Regions from separate parts of the Homo sapiens genome. Here region 1 is linked to region 2. Evidence: chromatin loops called from intact Hi-C (ENCODE). Cell type or tissue: endothelial cell of umbilical vein. All regions are shown on one strand.

The links. Hi-C counts contacts between places; a loop is a spot of excess contacts. Peaks named below come from ENCODE experiments on the same cell type or tissue, not always from the same donor. Only the 100,000 strongest peaks of a DNase experiment are listed, where the experiment ranks them.
Region 1: it touches region 2 in a loop (16-fold over the local background); 1 of 110 quality-filtered maps calls a loop at or near these places.

Annotation. Positions count from the first base shown.
Region 1 is chr6:7,998,023-8,003,022 of GRCh38, reverse strand. All of the region lies in intron 4 of BLOC1S5-TXNDC5 (BLOC1S5-TXNDC5 readthrough (NMD candidate)), which reads left to right. Among named protein-coding and RNA genes, the nearest start is that of BLOC1S5, 64 kb to the left of the region's middle. In endothelial cell of umbilical vein, no CTCF peak of the experiment used is centred here; DNase peaks (open chromatin) are centred at 1,422 and 2,612; H3K27ac peaks cover 4,855 bases.
Region 2 is chr6:8,080,810-8,085,809 of GRCh38, reverse strand. The region is part of intron 3 of EEF1E1 (eukaryotic translation elongation factor 1 epsilon 1); the gene reads left to right. The region is part of intron 3 of EEF1E1-BLOC1S5 (EEF1E1-BLOC1S5 readthrough (NMD candidate)); the gene reads left to right. Among named protein-coding and RNA genes, the nearest start is that of BLOC1S5-TXNDC5, 19 kb to the right of the region's middle. In endothelial cell of umbilical vein, no CTCF peak of the experiment used is centred here; DNase peaks (open chromatin) are centred at 559, 2,219 and 2,669; H3K27ac peaks cover 5,000 bases.

The DNA.
Region 1 (5,000 bases), 83 kb after region 2:
TGACTAGTGAAAGTGCAGAGCAGTCCCCAAGGGTTTATTTTCATCCCTTCCTTCTTGCCCCGACTGGCCCCTGGCTATCACAGACCTAGGTATCTTATGAAGTGAATTCGGCTCCCACTTGGAGATCCCAGGTCCCAGTGGTATCTGCAATCATGAGAGCATAACAAAATCCCTCTTCTCTTCTGTATCTGGGGTGTGTGTGTGTATGTGTGTGTGTCTTATATGGATGTTGGGTTTACTGTGTTAAAATCTTATGTAGGCCACAGAATAAGACTAATTAAGGCCACAGAATAAGACTATACTTAAGTCCTGAAATGAATAGACCTTACTAATGTTAATCACCTGAGAAAGTGGTGCGTTCTTAAAGAGGACTAGGTGGGTGTGAGAACCTACCTCTCTCACCCTCTCTCTCCCCCTACCCCTTTTCTTTCTTCTCTCTCTCCCTCCACAGTGGGCAGGGGTTACAGATAACCTCTGCCTCACAGAAGTGGACTACAGGTCACGCAGTCATCTTTGTAGGAGCACCTGAACCAGAGATGAGTGAGTTATGTTTTGTAAACCAGATTCTCTATATTGTATTGTGTGGCCATTTCCATGTTGTAACCCCCAAATTCTCCATGAAACTTCGTTTAAATGTTCCAACATGATCTCAGCTATGTAGAGGAAGTTAAGCAAGGCACTGTCCCTCAACACCAAAAGTATTGGATAGTGGTGGTGGCAGGGAGAAATCTCAAAGAAGGTAGATGTTGTCCCGTGAGGTCTAGTTACTACTCTCCATGTGGACGTTTCCCCCTCCATTGCCCACCTAGGAGCATCTAGACTAAATTTTCATGAAGAAAAAAGCAAGTTCCCTCTGCAAGTTCCTAACACTTACAGTGTTAGGGATAGCAAAATTGCAGGCTATAGCAACTGAAAAGTAACCTGGAACACTCATTGCTGAGGCTGACTGACTGGCTGAACCAAGTGTAGACAACGATGTGTAACCTATCCTGCTTCTTGCAAAACAAAACATGGATTAAATGTGTGCAGAACAGAAATGCATGTTTTGAACATTAATTATCAAACTAATTTTATTTTTTTCAGAAGATGAAGAAAATTTAGATTATGCAAAATCATTAATTCAGCATATTATAAATGCGTTATAAACTGCCACCTAACCCCAAGAAGCCTTCCCTATGCTCCCCATTTTCCCTTTAGCTACTGCTCCATTTATCTGCTCACGTTTATAGCAAAATGCCTGGAAGGAGCTGCCAGTATTTGCTGCTGTGTCCACTTACCGCATTCTGTATTCTCCCTTGAACCCTTTCCAGCTTGGCTTTCAGTACCACTCCTCCCCTGAAACCACCAGCCACCTCCATTGGGCCAAATCCAATGGTCCTGAGTTTTCACCTTATTTTTCAACGGCAGTAGGTACAATCGATTACTCTCTCCTTCTAGAAACACTTTCTTCACTTGGCTTTTTGATGACCAGCTATTCCTGGTTTGCTTTCTGCCTCTCTGGGTGTTCCTCCTCTTTCCAACCTCTAATTATTGATATGCCTCAAGGCCAGACCTCCAGCTATCTCTTCCCTGCAGATACTTCCCTGCAGCCAGTCTTAGGATGATTAACTATCAACTCCCCAATTTGTATCTCCAGCCCTGTTTTTTTCCTCACATATTTGACCACCTGATTAACATCTGCACTGAGATGCCTAATAGGCATCTCAAACCTCAATATCTGTGCCTCAGTTTCCCCACCTGTAAAATACGGGTGGTAAAAAGACCAATACTTAACCTCGTAAGTTTGTTTTGAGGATTAAATGAGTTAATATATGTAAAATAGAACCTCACATGTGCTATATTTAATGTTTCCTTTATAACAATGATTATCATTATCATCAATTCTAGATGTCCATTTGGGAATTTGCTCTGTGTAATCCATCCATTAAAAGGTCAACAGGTCATGATCATAAGAAATTTAAGCTTCTTAGAATGAAGTCCATAACAGTTCCCCTTGGACCACTTAGTTGGATTAGACTTTTTTCTGTGGTCTTAAAATACATATTAAACCAAAGAAATACTAGTTTAGTAAATCCTTAGATGGCACACCCATACAGCTGGTACCACAAATGATGTCACATTTCAGGAAGATCAGCTAATATATTCCATGGAATCAAAGGTATTTTTCAGGATGAAATGTGTTTTACTTCTAGTTCCCATGCTGGTCTTTGACTCAGACCCAAATCAGAGAAAAATTTAGCCTTTCAAATAGGTCTCTGCTGAACCCATTTTGATAGCACTTAATTTGTCGAAGTTATTTATTACCACATTTAGTAATTTTGGTAAAAATTTCTCACTTCTTAAAACAAATTTTGCTTACACCCTTTCAAAAGAATGTTATTGGTATGTGGGTAGGTTGTCTGGGGCCAGCCTCTTATCTAGAGACCAGATTTTAAAAGTCTGAGTTGAGTGAAGTGACTTAGACTGCATGCCTTTTGTTTTGTTTTGTTTTCATATGCATGTATGGGTCTTGCTAAAACACATTGCTCCCCTCATCTAGGAACAATGCCGCACACATCATTTCCTGAAATAATGGAGTTGGAAGGCAATTATCTACTCACAAAACAGGCTGAAACAACAGTTCCTGATATTCTTCTCAAATACTTTAACTTCCCAAGGAATCCGGAAAAAATAATTCCATGAGACAGTGTTGTGAATGAAGGTATGACATTCCAGTTTCCTTCACTGCAGTCCAGGGACCAGAGGTAATAAATTACCAAGCACTCGGCGCTATTGACAGGGGCTCTGGCCATGGTGAGCTGTTTGTCTTTGTACTGCCTTACAGCCTCTTGGGAGATGATGGCCCTGGGTTCCTTTTTGTACACTTTTGGGAAGCATCCCAGAGATTACTTGCAGTTTATTGAACTATTCTTATTTTACAACATTGTTTTCCTTTTACTCCTAAAGAGAATTTGGGACTTCTGTTTCAGACTTTCCAGATAAGAAATGCAAACTTTTAGAAAGAATGAATATTGGCCAGGTGCGGTGGCTCACGCCTATAATCCCAGCACTTTGGGAGGCCGAGGCAGGCAGATCACGAGGTCAGGAGATTGAGACCATCCTGGCTAACATGGTGAAACCCCGTCTCTACTAAAAATACAAAAAATTAGCCAGGCGTGGTGGTACATGCCTGTAGCCCCAGTTACTTGGGAGGCTGAGGCAGGAGAATTGCTTGAACCTGGGAGGCGGAGGTTGCAGTGAGCCCAGATCGTGCCATTGCACTCCAGCCTGGCAACAGAGCAAGACTCCGTCTCAAAAAAAAAAAAGAAGAATGAATATCTATTTCAGCAAAACATGTTTTGGGGTAGTGTGAGAGTTTTTTGGGCCCCTTGAATGTGGATTGGTAGATACTCCTATGAAGAGGCATCTTTATAATCCTTAGCAATCTAAACATCACCAAGGTAGCCTGATGGTACCCATGGCAAAGAATAACAATTAGGAAGATTGCTAATGTTTAGACATTGCTTTCTGGAATTCTCATTTGAAAGGAAGTCGGTACTGTATTTAATCAGGGATGAGAAAAAAATTGAGAATAGTCATCTGGCTGTTGAGCCTGTACAAGGCCAACTAGAAAGCTGTTTGGAAACTAGGTTGTGTTTTACATTTCATCTGAATGTTTGCATTTGCCTCTGTGTTGACATATCCTCCCCCATGAGTGAAAGGTGTAATAAATTGGATATAAGAGTCACAGGGAGGAACACTGAGCAGATTGAAGAGGGACTTGAGACACTGCAGCATTACTTAGGGGGTTTCATCGGCTGCCTCTGGGCATTTTTCCCGGAAAGATAGACCATTCTCTGTCTGGCTTTCTGGGTCTTCGTAAATCCTCTTCCCTGTGTGGAAGCTTAGGTATCGATGTCGTGTCTCTTCATTCCGCCTCAAAATCAACTTGTTTGACATTTGCTCTAGTGAAATGTATAACTTTTACAAGTATAGTGTGAAACTGGCATTTAAAACTACTTATTTCAGGCAGCCGGATATGGTGGCTCTAGCCTCAGGAGGCCAAGGCAGGATTACTTGAGCCCAAGAGTTTGAGACCAGCCTGAGCAACATAGTGAGACCCCATCTCCACAAAACAATTAAAAAATAAAAATGCTTATTTCTGATTGTATCAGAAATTTACCAATTCCTCATAAATTATGGAAATCGCTAAATTGAGGTTTTCTTTCTTTAAGGCATCTTTCCATTTGGCCTGGCCACTGCCTGGCCGAACGATGTGGTTGGCCACACATCCATGTTAGAAAATCCATTACCTTTCTCATTGTTCCTTGATTCCCACTGGCTCTTTTCAAGCCAGGAGACTCAAATTGAGAAGCTATAGGTGGAATGAGTCAATTTGTTTTATTAAAAAGGTAATGGGTCAAATTACCTCTTGAAGAAGAGTCAGTGACAAAAGCTAAAAGCAGAAGTAGGGTTTGTGCCACCATGCCCCAAGGGACAGCGAGTGGGGCTGTGCAGCCTGCGGTGTGGGGAAAGCAGTCCTGGGTGGAGGAGGGCCAGGCATAGGCCTTGGCACATCGTTCATTCCGTGGAATATTTTGGAGCCAGATTTCAGTGGTCTAGGCCTAGTTAAGAACTTGAGAATGAACAGTGTCTGGAGTCTTAAATCAGTTGTCTTCATTGTTTGGCTTTAGTTTATAGCAGTGGAATCATTTTTGGCTTTCTTATCTTGGCTCACTCCCAGGATTGGCTTAACACACTAGTTACCCAATTCTATAAATTCCAGTTACCTTACTAGTCTTCATAGCTACCTCAGAGGGAAATCGCCAGCCATGAATACTCAACTCGATGAAGCTGTCTGTGACGCACTTAAGCCCTAATGGGCTGCTGTTTATATTTAAGGATAAGTGTTATTAATGTTTTCTGGAATGGTCATTATTTTCTTGGTAATATTGAAATTTGGCAAGATATAGTATAGCTTGGTAAGCAAATACCAATTGTCTGTTAGTCTTCAATGACTA
Region 2 (5,000 bases):
CAGAATCAGAAAATTGTCAGAAAAATATCTGAAGATTTGGATGGCCTTGGCTGTCTAAGGGAATTTTCATTGTTTTGGAAAGCTTATGATAAGTTTGATTACAAATATTCTTTGTAAATAGGGCGACCACATGATTTCTCATCCAAAACACTTGGCTGTGAAAGGAGGCCTATTAATAATTACATTGGGACAACAGGAGTGAAGTAGAATGAATATTCCCCATACTTACAAAGAATATGATTCAATTTACACAAAATAAGAGACCAAAGAGGATTTGTCTTATTTCTGTTCATCCCCTCTTGGCTTTTAAAACAGTGCCTTGTGCAGCTAAATGCTTATTGAGATTAGCAATATTAAGGCTGGGCATGATGGCTCATGCCTGTAATCCCAGCACTTTGGGAAGCTGAGGCAGGTAGATAGCTTGAGCCCAGGAGTTCAAGACCAGCCTAGGCAACAGGGCAAAACCCGTCTCTATTTAAAAAAAAAAAAAACCATTAACCAGGCGTGGTAGCTCTGTGACTGTAGTCCCAGCTACTTGGGGGAATGAGGTAGGAGGATCTTCTGAGCCCAGGGAGGTCAAGGCCACAGTGAGTCATGATTGCACCACTGCATTCCAGCCTGGGCAACAGAGTGAGACCTGTCTTAAAAAAATAAATAAAAGCAATATTTAACAACTGGTACCTATTTATAGTTCCTATTTCAGATTTTTTATCTCTGTAGTGAAAGTGTAATATAAGTAATGTTATTTAAATGTGGAGAAAGTTTATTGGAGCTGAAGTACATTGATTACCACCTTCTTTTATTCCATGCTAGGTTCAATATGTTTTAGTAGCTTTTCGAATTTAAAATGATCATGAGGCACAACTTACCTCATTTCAAAACAAAAAAAGCCTGCAAGGTAAAGAGGATTTGCTGCTAAGGTATCTAAGCATCTCTCTCCTGGTGGCAGCCTAAACACAGTCTTTGAACTTGAGGGAGTCTGTACTTCATTTTAGTGAGACTGTGCTGCTGTGAGCATGGCTACCCAACAGGGCTCCAAGAACAATTTCTATCTGAAAACCACAATAACAAACTTGTTGGCTTTTTACGAAATATATATTTAAATGTGACATATGGTTTGACATTTAACTTTTTAAGCTTTATATTAGGAAAAATATCATCAGTCGTCCTTTGTGATGACAGCCAGCAGGCTAGTGAACGTCTGTTCAGACCCACAAGATCTTGCTTGCTGTAGCATCGGGCTGTCATTAAGAAGGAGAGTATTTCTACATCTAATTAAAAATAAAAAAGATGATACTGAAGTGTAACTCATAAACCAAGTGTTTAATTAAATTTTCTTTTCCTCTAGCTTATGCAGGTTTTGCAGTAGGGAAAAGAAATACTCGGAAAAGGAGGGAACTTGTTTGGAATTCCTTTGCCAGCAGAATGAATAAGGTCATAATCCTATAGTGCAAAATATTCATAGCACTAGCTGCAAAGTTATTTAATTACGAGTCTAAGTGCACTGGAGGGTACTTGGTTTTTAGGCAGGTTAGAAGTGTTTCATTCAGTACAGCATGTTAAAGTTAGGGTTACATTAATAATATTTAGCATTCTGTATGTGTTTACATTTTGTATTTTGGAATGTATGTCATCTTCATATATAGTGACCAGGATGTTATGATTAAAGATATCCTTATCTTTTTCAAAGTGAAATTGAATAGATTAATATGTAAATCACTGTTGACCATCCTTTTGGGTTCCTATCATGAGTCAAAGTATCTCTCCCACTCTAGTCCAAGTGCAGGCAAAGTAATCAGAGAAATAAACACCTTCTCAAGGAACAGGCCTCACAGACTAAAACCTACACAATGGCAGAATTGCACTGTGGTGTTAAATGACATTCCAGTTAAGTTGGGTACAAATACATACAGATGTGGAATAAATGATTTCTAGGTGTTAAGGTAGGGTGGGTGTGAGGTGCAGATTGGCCACCTGCTGATATTTACCAGGTCTTCGTGCTTTGTTTGCTTTGGCAATATTATTTATTTTTGTCCTCGTGCATTCCTTAATTTGTTTGTTCACGTTATTCAATACGGAATATGTAATCAGCACAGTGTACAAAACAGCAGTCAAGGAACCTTCGAGTCATCAGATAATTCCACTGTATTTTGTTTCATTGTGAGCCCAATTTTAGTCATGGCTGAGTTATTCTAAGATCTGGTCTATCTTAACTCCGTTTGAGGAATATTATGTTGCCTTTCCTTTGTTATACTGCCTGTTAGTGTGGCTGTTTATTATAACACCAGTGACTCACTGCTTTCTTAAAGTGATTTCACTAGGAGATAGTCATCCCTGTGAACAGACTGTTACTCAAGATTATTAAAATCCTTTGTAATATTATGTGCTGCTTGACTGTAAGATTGCTATCAACTGAAATACTTTTGTTCTGAAGTTTGGAGCACCATTGGAGGCATGTGGTTCTTTTATAAGGAAAGGAAAAATAAAAGAATTAACTGCAAAATAGTCCAGGAGCACTGGCCCTAAAGAATGTCCCAAAGGCGGCAACGTGGTGCCAGTTGGAAAGGTAGCAAAGCAGCGTGTCACCCTGATCCGGAACGGTTCACTTAAAGTGTTTCTCACATGACTTCATGGAAAATTAGTGATTCAGAATATTATCTGCTTGGCTTTAAAGTTCAAAGTCATGATAGAGTGCCAATATAAATTAAAAGGAATTATTAGGCAGAAAGAGCCAAGCACCACTATAGACACACTGGCATGCAGATCAACATGAAGCAGGAAATGGCAACTAGAACAATTGCATTGTTTCCTGTTGTAAGAAAGGAAAAAGAACTTGAGCTAGAAAGGGATGGTGGAAAACCAGTGTTGTAAGTGAAATAGTCTGGGAGATCCCATCAGAAATGTTTTTAAAATCTGTAAATTTGGTGAGGGGAGAAATCTGTTCATTTCTTTGTTTACAGTAAGTTTATATAGGGAATGTCTTCCAAAAAAGTAGCAGAGTTAACAAGTCAAGGTCATTCATAATTATCTCAGACTCAAAGGGACAAGTTCCAAAGTTTAAACTGTAAAAAGAGGTGAAAGTGGTAACCGTAACCTCATCCTTTTTGAAAAACTCTGTGAGTTTCTGGCAAAAGTTTCCTGAGGGAAAAATGAATAAATGTACATTCTTAAAATAGATCATCTAAAAATATTGTCAAATGGATCATCTAGTTAAAAATTATTAGAATAGGGGGTTGGGTGCAGTGGCTCATGCCTGTAATCCAGGCACTTTGGGAGACCGAGGCTGGTGGATCACTTGAGGCCAGGAGTTCGAGACCAGCCTGGCCAACATGGCAAAACCACGTCTCTACTAAAAGTACAAAAAATTAGCCAGGTGTGGTGGTATGTGACTGTAGTCCCAGCTACTCAGGAGGCTGAGGCAGGAGAATCGCTTGAACCCAGGAAGTGGAGGTTGCAGTGAGCCCAGATCGCGCCACTGCCCTCCAGTCTGGGCAACAGAGTAAGACTCTGTCTCAAAAAATAATAATAATAAATAAATCATTGGAATAAATTAGGAATTTTTAGAAGCTTTAGGAGCTCTTGGAATAAAAACTATTTTTTACTGTGAGTCTGTTGATAATCCTGACTCTAGAGACTCCAAATGTAAAATGTTTAAGTTGGAGAATATTTATTTTGCTGTGTTCTGTATGTTAGTATTTCTTTAAATAATAGGCCTGTAAGCAACTTATACTAGTCCTCAGTGACACCAAATGCTGTTCTGAAATACAAATATCACACATAACATTGCCCTTTTTACCTAGTTTAAAATCTGGGTGAACAACTTGAACATAAACAAGCATTAGTACTCTATTGTTTGGAAATGCTTTACCAAATGGCTGAGTGGAGAATTATCTGAAATGAAAGAGCGATGAAAGGACTAAAATGGTAAGAAAGAGGTCAGATTTGAATCATCATATATTTCAGCAGCTGACATGAAATCAAGTTGGAGTAAAACTTATTGTTACATCTGTTTGCTTTAACTATCAGCAAAGAGATTTGTCGAAGTTGATTTTGAATTTTATTCATTCATTTATTCATTTTTGGTAAGAAAGCTCCCATTTCTTGTTAGATTTGCAGCTCTTTTTATTACTGGTTGAGCTTTTAATAAATCGTACATTTTCTTTTGAAGTCCTTGCTGAGGTTTATATATGGTAAAGATTTAGAAAAAGAACAAAATGCTCTTTTACAAAATATTTTTCAAAATATTTTTGAAATATAGACTGATGCTCAGTTTATTCCACAGATTAAGTGCTGCCTATGAAAACACACCTGACAGGTAGATGCTCCTTTCAGTTTGAATCTACCAGTTAGCCTAATGTAATTCTTTCATGTGAAACCATGAATTTTCATAATAAAAATTAAACTTTTACGTTAAAAAAGACATACTTGACCAGTTTTCTTGACTGATGTGTTATTTATCTCTGTGCCATGGACTGACTATGTTATAGGTGAGACAGTTGTAGTAACATCTTTCTAAGTAGACACAACCTTAAACAAGATGAATATGTTTTTATAATGTGCTAGAGCAGCTTGTGTGTAGGACTTAAGTATGTATCACTAAAACCTGAAACTTAAATTTTTCTGAAACAGAAGCAGTGAAGATTCTCCCTGGTAACAACTTAAGTAAATCAAGCCAACAAATACGAGTCCAAATAAACATTTAATGAGAAAATACTGCCTACTTTTTAATTTTATTGTTAATATCCTTTTGTATTCTGTAATAATTACTGCATGTGGAGTGATTTATCCTTCACCTTTGGTGATCTGGTAACTTAGCAGAATGCTTGTCTGCAGAACAGGTATGTGCTAAATGCTGAAAAGCAAAGGACATTCATCTCACTAAAAATGTCTCCCAACAAGCAGGCTGCTGGGGGGTTTGTAGCGCTTGTAGGGTGGCTGAGTTATTTCTTTCTGCAAACACTCCTGTCAGCATTATAGAGACTTGCACTATCTGTTAAGTA